3 separate regions of the Homo sapiens genome follow, and all the other regions are linked to region 1. The links are chromatin contacts, found by Hi-C or POLR2A ChIA-PET in ENCODE. All regions are on one chromosome and are shown on one strand. The core of a region is the stretch at or near the end of the contact, and the rest is flanking DNA. Distances in the headings are between cores, read along the strand shown. Region 1 holds the start of DGKQ (diacylglycerol kinase theta). Region 2 holds the start of PIGG (phosphatidylinositol glycan anchor biosynthesis class G (EMM blood group)). Region 3 holds the start of PCGF3 (polycomb group ring finger 3).

What was found. Hi-C counts contacts between places; a loop is a spot of excess contacts on that map. ChIA-PET counts read pairs that join two places held with the same protein, here RNA polymerase II (POLR2A). Pooled maps may share reads with other maps.
Region 2: a map of CD8-positive, alpha-beta T cell shows a loop between it and region 1 (21-fold over the local background). The contact joins the promoter of PIGG here to the promoter of DGKQ in region 1. A Hi-C loop is called at or near these places in 1 of 168 maps with a recorded cell type or tissue (CD8-positive, alpha-beta T cell), 1 of 37 single-sample maps with no recorded cell type and 9 of 50 pooled maps. POLR2A ChIA-PET finds 5 or more read pairs at or near these places in 1 of 52 experiments (activated B cell).
Region 3: a loop to region 1 is called in a map of CD8-positive, alpha-beta T cell, with 17 times the contacts of the local background. The contact joins the promoter of PCGF3 here to the promoter of DGKQ in region 1. A Hi-C loop is called at or near these places in 6 of 168 maps with a recorded cell type or tissue (B cell, CD4-positive, alpha-beta T cell, CD8-positive, alpha-beta T cell and 1 more), 4 of 37 single-sample maps with no recorded cell type and 14 of 50 pooled maps. POLR2A ChIA-PET finds 5 or more read pairs at or near these places in 2 of 52 experiments (IMR-90 and activated B cell).

What each region holds. Positions count from the first base shown.
Region 1 is chr4:970,991-975,939 of GRCh38, reverse strand. It overlaps DGKQ (diacylglycerol kinase theta), which reads left to right and starts at 2,371. Exons shown (of 23, transcript NM_001347.4): 1 at 2,371-2,728; 2 at 4,868-4,947. The coding sequence starts at 2,458. RefSeq lists silencers at 2,103-2,442, 2,543-2,992 and an enhancer at 3,227-3,867.
Region 2 is chr4:497,101-502,049 of GRCh38, reverse strand. It overlaps PIGG (phosphatidylinositol glycan anchor biosynthesis class G (EMM blood group)), which reads right to left and starts at 2,840. Exons shown (of 13, transcript NM_001127178.3): 1 at 2,561-2,840; 2 at 1,449-1,654. The coding sequence starts at 2,714. It overlaps ZNF721 (zinc finger protein 721), which reads left to right and starts at 2,894. Exons shown (of 3, transcript NM_133474.4): 1 at 2,894-2,994. RefSeq lists enhancers at 1,879-2,742, 2,700-3,179, 2,743-3,608.
Region 3 is chr4:702,804-707,752 of GRCh38, reverse strand. PCGF3 (polycomb group ring finger 3) reads right to left here and starts at 1,921. Exons shown (of 11, transcript NM_006315.7): 1 at 1,783-1,921. RefSeq lists enhancers at 163-1,147, 1,148-2,133, 3,174-3,901 and a silencer at 1,499-2,198.

The sequences.
Region 1 (4,949 bases), core at 1,122-3,621:
CCTCACTTCCTAGATGGGAAGGCGGCGGGGAAGAGGCGCTCCTCGCTTCCTAGATGGGATGGCGGCCGGGCAGAGACGCTCCTCACTTTCCAGACTGGGCAGCCAGGCACAGGGGCTCCTCATATCCCAGACGATGGGGGGCCAGGCAGAGACGCTCCTCACTTCCCAGACGGGGTGGCGGCTGGGCAGAGGCTGCAATCTCGGCACTTTGGGAGGCCAAGGCAGGCGGCTGGGAGGTGGAGGTTGTAGCGAGCCGAGATCACGCCACTTCACTCCAGCCTGGGCACCATTGAGCACTGAGTGAACGAGACTCCGTCTGCAATCCCGGCACCTCGGGAGGCCGAGGCTGGCGGATCACTCGCGGTTAGGAGCTGGAGACCAGCCCGGCCAACACAGCAAAACCCCATCTCCACCAAAAAAAACACGAAAACCAGTCAGGCGTGGCGGCGCGCACCTGCAATGGCAGGCACTCGGCAGGCTGAGGCAGGAGAATCAGGCAGGGAGGTTGCAGTGAGCCGAGATGGCGGCAGTACCGTCCAGCTTTGGCTCGGCATCAGAGGGAGACCGTGGAAGGAGACCGTGGAGGGAGAGGGAGAGGGAGAGGGAGAGGGAGAGCGGATTCAAAGTTTTAAGGCCCCTTCAGCGAGAAGCTGCTGGTGGCTTTGGAGGACGTTCTAGGAAGTCCGTGGAGTGTTTGCTGGAAGGATGCTTTGCCCGCCATTTTAATTAACGTGTGCGTCAGAAAGCAGAAAGTTCTGGCAGAAATGGTAGATGAGGGTTTTCCTTTTTAAGATGTTTTTGATGCTCTCCACTGTCTCCTAAATGGAGAAAGGTATGTCCTTAAACAGTTTTTCCTCAGAAGCCAGCTGCAGTTTGCACCGTGGTTCACTGCCATGAGCACCACGGGCTCAGTGAGCCACCTCCTCCTCATGGGCCACAAGGCTGGGTCCTAGCTCTCCCAGGGCCCAGGCACAGGGGGTCTTGGGGCCTGGCTGAGGGCAGGCTCGGGGTGGGGTCTGGCACAGGAGACAGGGAATGCAGGGGTGGTGACTCCGGGCCTCCCAGCATAGGTGGGCATCAGGAAAGGATTTCTGCGGAGCACCCTGCCACAGGGCCTCTGCTCCGGCTTTCCGCCTGGACGCCTTCCTGCTGCCCCCAGGCAGCCCTCATTCTTCAGGGTGCTGTCTGTCCCAGAGCGCAGCTCCTGGAGGGTGAAGGTTCCCTGAAGCTTTGGCTGCATTCCCTTTACCCTGGGGTCCACCCAGGGTCCTACCCCAGCAGCTCAACCAGCAGCTTCTGGACAAACAGAATCCTCCCTGGTTGAGGACTGCGTCTCCCCCCTCACCATCTCAGGGGCCTGCTCCTCCCTCCTCAGACTGGGTCCCCGGCTCACCCTCCATTCCTGGAATCCCCTGTGGTCTGGGTGCCCTCACCAGCACAGCCCCTAGGACAGGTCTCCCGGCTCCTTCCCTCCAGAGTCCACAGCCCCCAGCCCCTTTCAGGCGTCTCCCCACAGGCCCTTCCCTGCTCTTCCTGCCCCCTGAGACCGCCTGCTGCGATGGCCCTGGAGCCCTGCCCTCTGCAGGTCCCCGCTCGGTGGCCCGGGGTGGGGTCCCCCGCTTCGCAGACTCCTATCCACAGTTAGGCCCACGGGGGCAAGGACCCAGACTGCTGCCAGCGGCGGGGAGGGGTGACCCGCGTGGACGCGGCTCTCAAAGGACACCAGCGCCACCTGAACAAGACCCGTGGCGCGCACGAGGCAGGAGAGCTGGGCGCTCGGCGTGAGGCCCGGGTGGGGGTCGCGAGCGGACAGCCCCGGGCCGCAGGCGGGTCCCCCGTTGCAGTGAGGACAGCGGTCGGGCGCCGGGGGTCCTGGGCCTCGGGCAGGGCCAAGTCTGCGCGTGCGAAGACCCCACGGACGGAGCCGCCCAAGCACCGCAAACCCCGCTTTCCGGGACCCACTGTGGGAGGCCCGCAGCGCTGCCCCTCGCCGGGGGCGTCCTGCGCGGCCGGGGGCCTCGGACAGCATCCGCGTCTCGCGTGGGAGGCGCCTGTCTGCGCAGCCGCGGGCCGGGACCCCGCAGGTACAACGCCGCGCGTGCGGCGTCCGGAGAAGTCTGGCCCGGCTGCGGTCAAACCGAGCCCACGTGGACCAGTTCCCCACGGCTGGTTCGCGAGCGGCCTCCGCGCACAGGCCCCGCCCCTTAGCAGGCCCCGCCCCGCCCGATCACAGGGCCCGCCCCCAGCCCCGCTCATCGACGGGGCACGGCTGCGACCCTTAGCAGGCCCCGCCCCGCCAGCCCCCAGATCCGCCCACCAGCAGCGCCCCGCCCCGCCCCGCGGCCCGCGCCTGCGCAGTGGGGCAGGCGCAGTCGGAAGCAGTGTACCGGGCCGTGGAGCGGCGGCTCCTGTACCCCCGGCGCGGACCTAAAGGGGCTCGGGCCGCTCGGGCCGGGAATGGCGGCGGCGGCCGAGCCCGGGGCCCGCGCCTGGCTGGGCGGCGGCTCCCCGCGCCCCGGCAGCCCGGCCTGCAGCCCCGTGCTGGGCTCAGGAGGCCGCGCGCGCCCGGGGCCGGGGCCGGGGCCGGGACCCGAGCGGGCGGGCGTCAGAGCCCCGGGCCCCGCTGCCGCGCCGGGACACAGCTTCCGGAAGGTGACGCTCACCAAGCCCACCTTCTGCCACCTCTGCTCCGACTTCATCTGGGGGCTGGCCGGCTTCCTGTGCGACGGTGAGCGCCCGGGCCCGATGCCTACCCGGCTGCAGCCCTGCCTCTGCCCCGTGGGCGGGAGCCTGAGCGGAGGTGGCACCGGCGCTTTCGGGGGAGTGGAGGGCGGGGTCCCAGCCCTGCTCGCGGGACGTGCCTTCGTGGGGCGGCCGGGGCCTGTGCGCCGTGGGGCCGCTCCAGGCTGCGGGCTTCCTCACCTGGGAGGTGCGGACAGCATCTCCATAGTGCCGCGCGATGGCTGCGACCCAGGGGCTGTGCCTGATGCGAGCGGGACCTCAGCTGGGGTCCCCATGGCCGGCTTCCTCTCCCAGTGGCTGGGGCAGCAGGTGTGGCTAAGCAGGGCTGGCCTGGGCCCCTGGCCCTAGCCCTTCTCATGCTGTGGCCCAGAGTCCCAGCCTCCTGGAGAGCCAGGCCGGGCCCTGCCGTCCCGGTGCGCGTGTCCCAGCCCTGCTCCACCCAGCTGCCCAGCTCTTGCTGGGGTGAGGACAGCCCTTCCCTGTTCTGGGCCCGGGTGCTCCCAGGGCTGGCTCTCATCTTCCCCCGCGGCAAGCAGGCGGGCCCCGGGGACTACAGCCCAGCCTCTGGAGGGAGCGAGGGACAGGGGGACCACAGCCCAGCCTCTGGAGGGAGCGAGGGACAGGGGGACCACAGCCCAGCCTCTGGAGGGAGCGAGGGACAGGACCGGAGTTCTGGACGTTTGACACTTACTGTGTCCTGGCCAGGGACGCTGAGGTGGGAGGGGCTATCCTTAGCCTCAGGCCTTTCTCTGGGGATAGGGGTCCACTCAGGTCAGGGTCCGCAGAGGAGACTGTCCCCTCACACGGGGATGTCGTCTGTGGTGGAAACGGCATGGTTGTTCTGACCCCCAGGGCTGCACAAGGTGGCCTGGCCCGCCAGCTTCTTTGTCACGTCAGAGCATGGCACAGCCATGCCTGCTGCCTGGGGATGCCAGGGGCTTCCCCAGAGGTGGGGAGTGTGCATGTGTGGCTGAGGCAGCTCCCGACTTGAGGCCAGACTCCGGGTCCCCTCCCCCTTCGGAGGGGGCAAAAGGGCCCTCCTGGGCAGCACCCGTGGAAGAGGGGCCAGCAGCGGTATGGGAAGGAGGGCACCCTCCCCGCCAGGAGACCCAAGCGTGGGGCGTGGGGTGAGCAGGCCCTGTCTCCATGGCAGAGGAGGGACCTGGGTGCTGCCTGTCCCCCCTTCTCTCGGTGGACCCTGGCCTGCTTCCAGAGCTTTTCTCTTAAGCTGCCAGGAGAAGCTTCTCCCGGTCCCATCTGGAGACTGGGGTGGCTAGGGCTGCAGCAGGTGAAGGGCGGCACCAGCGGGGCCTTCTGGAAGAGCTCCCTGTCCCAGCTGGACTGCCTGGGGCTCCGTGGCACAACCTTCACCCGGGGCTGTCTTGGCAGTTGTGTCACTGGGTGCCCTGCCCACTCCCAGCCCCCGCAGCCTTTGCCCCAGCCCAGGGTTCCTGCCCTCCCTTCTGCCCCGGCCCCACCCTCCTGTCTGTTTTACTGCTGGGGTGTGGCGCTTGCTCCTCTTATGCCCTCCTGAGCACCCCGCCGGCTCAGGTGCTCCCTGGGTCCTATGCACACAGCCAGAGCTCCTTGGGAGGCTTGGGGCTGTCCACTCCCCAGCGGCTCCTGCCTCCCAGAGCCCTCACCTGCCTTGGGTGGCTCTCGGTCTCAGGCACGGTGCACAGCACGTAGCAGGGACAATTAGGGGTATGCGTAGTTTCGGGGGAGTGAGACACAGATGTCCTTGGTAAAGCCAATCTGCCGAAGGCCGAGAAGCCCCTGCCACCTGGCGAACCTGGTGAGCCCAGGGCTGCCCCTTGAGAGGCCCAACTGCAGAGGCAGGAGGAGTGCTGGGCCTACGTGCGAAGGGGAGGGACTGCTCTCTGGATGAGAGGATACACTCATTGTCCTCCAGGATGGTCAGGACCACCCAGGTTCTTGCTCCTGGGCTCCTGGGCTGCAGGCTCTCTCCAATGAGTGGGCAGGGTGGTGGGGGAACTCGAGGACCACAGGGCCCCTGGTGCAGCATGGTGGGTATGGCAGTCATTGCCCTGGGGCCTCTAACTTCCTGGGTAGGACAGCCATTGGGTAGGACAGGGGCCAACTCACACAGTGCTCATTCCCACAGTCTGCAATTTCATGTCTCATGAGAAGTGCCTGAAGCACGTGAGGATCCCGTGCACGAGTGTGGCACCCAGCCTGGTCCGGGT
Region 2 (4,949 bases), core at 1,591-4,090, 470 kb after region 1:
GAAAATCAGGGGCTGGATGTCTTTCTTCCAGATTCCCACAGCTAGTTTCAGCAGGACGGCAAAAACTCTGAGTGCTGTGTTCAAAGGTGCCGGGCATGCCCCTCTCCCCTTCATTCTCTCTCACCTCCCTCTCCATTCCTTCCAGAGCAGTTGTCACTGTCTGAAACCATCTTCATTGATTCATATTTTACCGATTTTCTATCCCTCCAATTAGAAAGTAAGCTCCATGAGGACAATGCTGTCTTGTTCTTCACTGCCTCCCTCCTGTCTGGAACAGTGTGGCACACAGTAGATGCTCAATAAATATTGCTGAAGGAAGTCACATCACATTGAAATGCGGCAGAGAGAGTAAGAAATTCAAGGAAAAAGTCAGTGAGTGATATGGCACTGTGCTTCCTTCAGTCTCAGACTGCTTTCATCCAGTGAACATCTGCCAAGCATCTGCAAATGGGGCTGCCCCCAAGCCTTAAATCAATAAGTAGCTCCTTCTCACCAAATAATGTTTCACATGATCAACAACACAGCTAAGGCTCCGTCAGAGACTTTATGCCACGCTCACATGCGATACACTCACACACTTCAACCCCTCTGCTCCTTTCTGTCCCCACCTTTATTCATCCTTCCAGTCTCAGTTTAAATGCAATTTCCTCAGCCAGGCTTTCTCACCCACTAATCATCACATCCTGTTCTTTCTCATCATGCATTAACCACACTTTACAACTGCATGTTTTCATATGCTCCTTTGTTGAGTGGCTGTATATCTAAAGACTAAAAGCTACATGAAGGCAGAGATACTATTTTTTCCCCAATTGCATACCCATTGAAGTATCACCACATAGTCGTTGCTCAAAAGTTTTGAGCCAATCAATAAAGGCTTACTTTTTTCTTTACCCACGGTTCTTGGGAAATGCACTATGTACTTCAAAGCTGCTGTCAGTAGGCTGGACACCTGAAGGATATGGTGGAAACAGTGGTAATTGTTGAGGCCGGAACATACTGATTTGATCATTATGTATACTGGTGGATAATTTTGGAGAAGTCACATTTAACTTATCTGAGTTTGCTTTCCTATCTATAAAGTCTAGAGACTGAACTAGATTAACTCTAAAGGCTCCTTCTAAGATTGTAAATGACCCAGTGACGATTAAAGAAGAAAGCAGGTCACCAAGAATGGCATATCTTGGGGTAGGTTAGCCTGGATGATCTTGCTCTAAATCTTTTATATTTGCCATGAAGCATGAGCTTTGGCTACTTGACATGGGGCACAAATGATGGGTCTCAGTTCCATCCCGTGTGAGGCTCCTTCAACATTCTATTGCCCCAGCCAACTGACAGCACAAAATTTCCACTTTCTTAAAATTGCAACTCCAAGCGAAAGACTACAGAGACCCCCTCTAAATCTTCAAAACAGCCAAACCATGATTCATAAAACATTAAGGCAAACTTACCTTGATTCGAGGCATAGTAACTGTAGGTGGCTTTGCTTCAGCCACAAAACTGTGAGATGCTCCTTTTTCCACAAGGTAAGTTGTGTAGGGCATAAATTTCACACCCTTTGACCCAAACACAAAATCATCTCTCAAGGCATCTATCAGAACAATAACAACTTTACTGAAGAGAGGTGGTGGCAGCGTGGTCCAGTTAGAACTGGCTCCTAAGTGTTTGAAAGAAAAAAAAGGAAATTGAACTCTAAACTTTCCTTAGCATCAAGCACCTTCACAATCTAGCTTCTACCTACTTCTCCAGCACATACCCTGCGATATCTACATAACCCAACCCAAAAGGAGGCGACTTGTACTTGGTAGGTAGTGCTGGGGGGAAAGGACGGGGGTTAACAGGAGTAATCTTAGGGACCCACAGTAGCAAGCAGTGAATTATCCTCAGTATGGTGAAGAGTACTGGGGTAGGAGAATCCCTACGTAAGGGTCCTGGAATGGGACATTTAGGGAGCTTGACCTAAAACGCAGAGCTGCAGCTACGGGATGGCTGGGCGTTTACATACTGCGTTTACATGGTCAGCGGCTGGCGATGTGTGCAAGTGGTCCAGAACCAGGGCGCCTTTACTTGCTGTATATGGCTGGGTAGGTGAAGCCTAGGAAGAGGCCTAACGCAGAGAGGCCTTAGCCCCTAGGCAGGGAAAACATCTTGGAGGAATATAAGAGACCAAAACGCGAGGGGATCGGCAGGGGTCTTATCTGTTGTGTGCTAGGGGGCAAAAAGGGCGCCTATAACGGGGAGTGACCCAAAGGCTGCTCAGGAAAGGGGCGGGAGCTCTGGACGAGTAGAAGTGGAGAGGCTGGATCCCAGGTATGGACACAGCTTACTTTGTGGTGATCAGGAAGGAAGGTCGAAGTGGGGCCAGTAGAGGTGGTTGCCACAAAGTTGTAAGAATACAGAAAAGAGACGCTGGAGCGGTTAAAAAAAATTTCTGAGGTGGGGACCATAATGGAAGAGACCACCGGGGAGCGCCGAGAAGAAATCCGAGCAGCGAGGCTCAGAAAAAAGGTCTTCTAGGGGATGTGGGGTCAGGGGAGCGGAGACGCCGGGGAGGGGTCCGTACCAGCCGAGGGTTCGGGCGCTGGGGGCTCCGCTCCGTGTTCCGCTCTGGCAGAGGAACGAACGGGAGCCGGGAAGAATCCCCGAAGGAAGACCGCGATCCCTAGCACCTCGATCGCTACGCAACAGGTAGCGAAAGTCCCGGAGCCCAGCCGCATCGTGGACACGCTAGGCTGGATGCGGAACCGACCCCACCTGGAGCCTCGCCCTGCTGCAGCCGCGCTTCCGGCTCCAGGTAGCCGCCTCTAAGCAATAACGCCAGGCCTTATCGTCGCAGCGACAGTGGCGTCACGTCCGCCGGCGCGCCACAGCAGCGCGTCACTTCCGCCAGCCCGCCACAGCGGGGCGTCACCTCGGACATACGAACAGCGGGCGGTGTTCCCGGCTCCGTGGGGCCGTCTTCCCGGCGAGTCCGCGACGGTCGCCGCCCACGGCGAGGTACGAGGTTTTAAAAAGTTTTTAATTTGGAAGGCAGGGTGCAGTGGCTCACGCCTTTAATCCCAGTACTTTGGGAGGCCGAGGCGGGCGGATCACGAGGTCAGGAGATCGAGACTATCCTGGCCAACATGGTGAAACCCCGTCTCAACTAAAAATACAAAAAATTAGCGGGGCGTGATGGCGGGTGCCTGTCGTCCCAGCTACTCGGGAGGCCGAGGCAGGAGAATCGCTTGAACCTGGGAGGCGGAGGTTGCAGTGAGCCGAGATCGCGCCACTGCACTTCTGCCTGGCAACAGAGCGAGACTGCGTCTCAAAAAAAAAAAAAAAAAGAAAATTCAACCCAATACCTCAGACAACTGGTAAATATCTTAATGATTAACTTCGTTTTAAAGATGCCACATGAGTGAGATCATGAGGTATTTGTCTTTCTGTGTCTTATTTTGCTTACATGATATCCTCAGGTTTATCCGTGTTGTGGCAAATGATAGGGTTTCATTCTTTTATTAGAGCTGAATAGTACTCCATTGTGTATATATACCACATTTTCTTTTTTCTGAAAGGAAAATCTTGGGGCCCCAAAATTACTAAACTAAGGGAAAAGACAAGCTCGGAACTGCTCAGGACAAACCTGCCTCCCATTCTATTCAAAGTCATTCCTCTGCTCACTGAGATAAATGCATATTGATAGCCTCCTTTGGAGAGGCTTATCAGAAACCCAGAAACTGCAACCATTTGTCTGTCACCTACCTGTGACCTGGAAGCCCCCTCCCTGTTCCAAGTTGCCCCCGCCTTTCTGGACAGAACCAATGTCCTTCTTTTTTTTTTTTTTTTTTTTTTTTTCTTTTTCTTTTCAGATGAAATCTCACTCTGTCGCCCAGGCTGGAATGCAGTGGCGTGATCTCAGATCACTGCAACCTCTGCCTCCCGGGTTCAAGCAATTCTCCTGCCTCAGCCTCCTGAGTAGCTGGGATTACAGGTGCGTGCCACCACGCACGGCTAATTTTTGTATTTTTAGTTGAGACGGGGTTTCACCATGTTGGTCAGGCTGTTCTTGAACTCCTGACCTCGTGATCCGCCCGCCTCGGCCTCCCAGAGTGCTGGGATTTACAGGCATGAGCCACCGCGCCCGGCCTGTTTTTTTTTTGTTGGTTTGTTTTTGAGACGGAGTCTCGCTCTGTCGCCCAGCCTGGAGTGCAGTGGCACCATCTCCGCTCACTGCAAGCTCCGCCTCCCGGGTTCACGCCATTTTCCTACCGCAGCCTCCCGTGTAGCTGGGACTACAGGCGCCCGCCGCCACGCCCGTCAAATTTTTTTTTTTTTTTTGTATTTTTTAGTAGTGACGGGTTTCACCATGTTAGCCAGGATGGTCTCAATCTCCTGACCTCGTGATCCGCCCGCCTCTGTCTCCCAAAGAGCTGGGATTACAGGCGTGAGACACCGCGCCCTGTCCGGCCTGTTATTATACATATGATTGATATCTCGTGACTCCCTAAAATGAATACAACCAAGCTGTGCCCCGACCACCTTGGACCCACGTCGTCAGGATCTCCGGAGGCTGTGTCATGGGCGTCCTTAACTTTGGGAAATAAGCCTCCTGAAATGATTAAGACTTGTCATTTTTCTCGATTGACATTGATAAGCACTGAGAGATCCTCAGTGAAGGTAACCCGGCCTGCAGCAGTTCGCCTATTGATCCTCGGTATTGGCTTGGCACCTTATTGCCCAAACTGGTAGGATGATTGCTGAAATCTGGGACCTTGTTCCTCCAGGGATCCCTGATCTTCCAACGTTTTTCGGTGGGGGGTCTGAGGTTTATTTGCTGTTAAAAAACTCCTTTTTTGGGAGTTCCCACTCGCTTCATCAAGGAAGGCAAGCCTGCCTGCTTCTGCATCGACAGATAGCCGTCTTCAGCTTGAGCCCCATCACTAGGTAAGAAAATTGATTTGGAATTTTGT
Region 3 (4,949 bases), core at 672-3,171, 270 kb after region 1:
CTGTCTCAGGGTCCCGGCCCCCAGGTGAAAACAGAGCTGTCTCAGGGTCCCGGCCCCCAGGGGAAAACAGAGCTGTCCCAGGGTCCCGACCCCCAGGGGAAAACAGGGCTGTCCCAGGGTCCCGACCCCCAGGGGAAAACAGAGCTGTCCCAGAGTCCCGACCCCCAGGGGAAAACAGAGCTGTCCCAGGGTCCCGACCCCCAGGGGAAAACAGGGCTGTCCCAGGGTCCCGGCCCCCGGGTGAAAACAGGCTGTCCCAGGGTCCCGGCCCCCAGGGGAAAACAGGGCTGTCTCAGGGTCCCGGGGGAGACGGGGCAGTCTCAGGGTCCCAGCAGTGCTCACAGGACTCACAAGACTGCTCCAGGGTCAGGTCCTCCTGAATTATGGTCATGGGGTCCTGGCCCTCGTCTGTGACCCACTTTAAGGCAGGACCTTCCTGGGGGATCTATTCTGGGGTCCTGGCATTCTTTGGATTCTGCCTGGTCCCTACGTCTGGCCCTCCTCCGTGATTCTTCCCAGGGTCCTAGCCCCCCCGGGCCCTGCCAGGTGGCCAGGTCCGACCCTCCTTGGTGACCCATCTTGGGGTCCCAGCCCTTCTCGGTGACCTGTCCCAGGGTCAGACCCTCCTGGATGATGTGTCATTGTGTCCTAGCACTCTGGGGGTCCTGTGCAATCCCAGAGCCCAACTCTCTTCAGGTCCTGCCTGGTCTGAAGACCCAGCCCTCCCGGGGTCCTGCCTGGGCTGGGGTCGCGACCTTCCCAGGGTCCTGCCTGGGCTGGGGTCCCTACCCTCCCGCGGTCCTGCCTGGGCTGGGGTCTTTGCCCTCACCTGGGTCCTGCCTGGTCTGGGGTCTTCGCCCTCCCTGGGTCCTGCCTGGGCTGGGGTCGCGACCTTCCCAGGGTCCTGCCTGGTCTGGGGTCCCTGCCCTCCCGCGGTCCTGCCTGGGCTGGGGTCTTCGCCCTCACCTGGGTCCTGCCTGGTCTGGGGTCTTCGCCCTCCCTGGGTCCTGCCTGGGCTGGGGTCGCGACCTTCCCAGGGTCCTGCCTGGTCTGGGGTCCCTGCCCTCCCGCGGTCCTGCCTGGGCTGGGGTCTTCGCCCTCCCTGGGTCCTGCCTGGTCTGGGGTCTTGGCCCTCCCGGGGTCCTGCCTGGTCTGGGGTCCCTGCCCTCCCGCGGTCCTGCCTGGGCTGGGGTCTTCGCCCTCCCTGGGTCCTGCCTGGTCTGGGGTCTTGGCCCTCCCGGGGTCCTGCCTGGTCTGGGGTCTTGGCCCTCCCTGTTCTGGGGTCTTTGCCCTCCCTGGGTCCTGCCTGGGCTGGGGTCTTCGACCTCCCGGAGTCCTGCCTGGGCTGGGGTCTTGCCCTCCCTGCGTCCTGCCTGGACTGGGGTCTTGCCCTCCCTGCGTCCTGCCTGGGCTGCTGTCCCAGCCCTCCCTGGGTCCTGCCTGGGCTGGGGTCTTCGACCTCCCGGAGTCCTGCCTGGGCTGGGGTCTTGCCCTCCCTGCGTCCTGCCTAGGCTGGAGTCCCAGCCCTCCCGGGGTCCTGCCTGGGCTGGGCTCTTGGCCCTCCCGGAGTCCTGCCTGGGCTGGGGTCTTCGACCTCCCGGAGTCCTGACTGGGCTGGGGTGCCGGCCCTCCCGGGCCTGCCAAGGGCTTCCCGGGCCAGGCCGACGGGGACGACGGAGCGCGGGCCCGGGGTTCGGAGCCTTCCGGGCCGGACACGGGCCGAGGCCGCAGCCTGAGGAGCGGGCGCCGAGGGCCCAGGCCAGGCGGGGCGGACTCACTGACCTGCGGTCTCGGGGCTGCGGGCGAGCAAGGCGCACGCGGGGTCCGCGCCGGAGGGGGGAGGGGGCGCCGCTCCCTCTGGGTCCCCCCCAAGAGGAGGAGAAAAAAGCCCGTCCGGAGTTTAAAACAAAGAGGCGGAAATGCCCGAGCCGAGCCGAGCGCCGCGTCGGGGGCGCCGCGCTCGGAGCATGCGCGGTGTGCGTCTGGGCTCCCACCCCGCGGCAAGGGGCGTGGGCGGGGCCAGGCGGTAAGGGGTGGGGATAGGGGCGGGGAGGGGCGTGTTCAGAGGGCGCAGGCGCGTCGGGCCTGGACTCGGCGGAGGGAGCCGCGGGGCGCGAGGGCCAGGGGCGAGGCATAGGGCGGGGCCATGAGGGGCGTGGTCAGGAGAGCGACAGGGCCGCGCTGTGCTGAGGGACCCGACGGGTCCTGGACGATCGTGAGCTGGGGCGCTGGAGCAGCAGAGTCCTCAGGCCCGGGTCCCTCCGGGGGTGCCGTCCAGTACGGGTGCTGCTGTCCTTTGTGGGAGCCGGGACTGAGCGCCCTCCCGGCAGGGTTAAGGGTCGGTGTTAGGGTCAGGGGTCGGGTTAGGGGTCAGAGTCAGGGTTAGGGTTGGGTTTAGGTTTAGGGTCAGGGTTAGGGGTTAGAGTCAGGGTTAGGACTGGGTTTAGGGCTAGGGTCAGCATTAGGGGTTAGGGTTAGGGTTGGGTTTATGGTTAGGGTCAGGATTAGGGGTGGGGTCAGGGTCAGGGGTTAGGGTCTGGTCTAGGGTTAGGGTTGGGTTTAGGGTTAGGGTCAGGGTTAGGGTTAGGGTTGGGTTTTAGGGTTAGGGTCAGGGTTAGGGTTAGAGTCAGGGTTAGGACTGGATTTAGGGTTAGGGTCAGCATTAGGGGTTAGGGTTAGGGTTGGTTTTACGGTTAGGGTCAGGATTAGGGGTAGGGTCAGAGTTAGGGGTTAGGTTTAGGGTTAGGGTTGGGTTTAGGGTTAGGGTCAGGATTAGGGGTGGGGTCAGGGTCAGGGGTTCGGGTCTGGTCATGTTTAGGCTTGTATTTAGGTTATGTTCAGCATCAGGACGGACAGGGCACCCACGTGCGGACTCTCCGACCTGGGTGCCCTCCGCCAGGGTGGAGCAGTACGGGCGGCATTTGCGCCTTCGTGGGACTGGCACTGTCCTGAGAGGGCGGGATCCGAGGACCGAGGGCGCGTGCGGGGGTGAGGCGGACGTGCAGGCACGCGGGGTCCTAGGGTCTCCCGGTTTGCGGGTTCTGGGCTGGCGGCCCAGGACGGGAGGGCAGGTTGGGTCTTGGGTGGGAAGCGAGACCACTGTGGTTCCGGGCGGCGGGGCACCGCGCAGTGTGGAGGCTTGGTGGCGAGAGGGGAGGCCCCGTAGGCCCAGGGGCACTCGCTGCGAGGCTGTGCGGTGCAGGCATGGAGCAGGAGTCGGGAGTCATTAGCTCGTCCCGTCTGGAGAGGTGGTGGCTGAGGGAGTGACCCTGCGACTGTCCCCGTGAAGTCTAGAGTTGGACCCCGGGAGCAGCCACCAGGCAGGGGGCCCCGGGCCCAGGTATGGTGCAGCACGTGGGGAAGCGGCTTGAGTCCGCTGCTGAGAGGGGCCTGAGAAGGGCTGGGGGCCTGCTGAGATCTCCAGCACTGGGTGGACACGTTATCCGGGTGGGAGGAGGACAGACAGCAGACATGTGAATGTGTACAGCATTCCCAGGCATGCTGCTGTGAAGGGGAGGGACTAAATGTGGCCACTGCTGCCCCCGGGGGAGGGGAGGCAGGGAGGGCTCCGTGGAGCCATGGGGTGGCCCAGTGCAGGGGAGGGGCCCACTGGAGAGGGCTGCCTGGGATTGGGGTACTGGGGTGCTGGCCCTCCACAAGAGCCCTGACTGCAGTTTTCAGTTGGTGGAGGCAGGCCCCAGATGTGGAGGGGAGGACTGGAGGATCATCCCAGAAGGAGGGCAGGGGCAAGGTATTGGTGCTGGGGTGCAAGGGGCAGGGGGTGGCCAGCAGGCCAGGAACAGTCCTGGGCTGAGTGTGGTGGCCTCAGGAAGAGGCAGAGTGGTAAGCTGCAGTTCAGAACTCACTCCAGGCCCCAGGCCCCTCCTCAAGGAGGTGCAGACCCTACCCCTAGGCTTCCCACTACTCTCCTGGGTGGGTGCCAGCGGTGCCCGGACCTTGACTCTGAGCCCTGGGCTCTTGTGTCCAGCTCTGTTTCTGCTGAATGTCATTAGGAAGCTTAAATGCCACATGGCCGGATGGCTTCCCCAGGCCATCCTGAGTCTGCTGTGTACCCCAGGACCCCCCACCCCCCACCGCCAGTCCTGAGGCAAGACCCCAGAGTCCTCTGCACCCTCTTCCTCTCATGCCCAAACTGGCCATCCATGGCCCATCGGCAGCCAGCCAGGTCTCCCACCTGCACCCTCCTGGGACCTCACTCAGCCAAGGCCCGAGGGTGGAGGCATCGGGGCCAAAGAAGCCTAGGGTGTTGGCAGTGTGTGCTGTCCTGGTGTGAGTTCGGGGTGTGCACATATTACATACAGGCACGTATTCCTTAGCAGAGCTGTAAAGAAGGGAGGCAGGAATCATGGCACAAGCAGACTGGAGTAGAGGGGAGGCCCCTGTCCCCCCCAGAGGGTGCCCCAACCTTCCCCAGGGTGCCGGTCCGCCCTCCCTGCCCACCCAGTCACTAGGGCCTCCTAGGGCCATTGGGTGCCTCTCTGGCAGATCATTCTGGTCACTCACAAACTGGCAGAGGGTCTGCCCATCCTTGAGGATGGAGCAGAACAGAAAGAGCTCGCTGGACCCTGTGCTTCTCTGCTGTCTTCACAGCGTCACTCTTCAGGAACTCTTTCTCCAATTTCCCTCCCCGAGTTCTCTCTTAAGCACATCAGGCATCTGCGCCTACCCCCATGTCTCAACCAAATGCTCCAGGACTTTGTGGGGTAAATCCAACTGCCTTTGTCACCACCCTTTCTGTTGCTGGGGTACAGACATGTGGTCTTGTTCCCAATTGCTCTCTTCTGTTTTCATCAGAAAGTCCTGCCAGCTCTGTCTTGGAAACTTCCCATCATCCAACCATGGCTTTCCAAGGCTGCTCTGGCCCAAACCCGCCCTGTCCTGCTGGAACTGGTGCCACAGCCTTGGGCCCCCCACCCCCAGTCAATCCT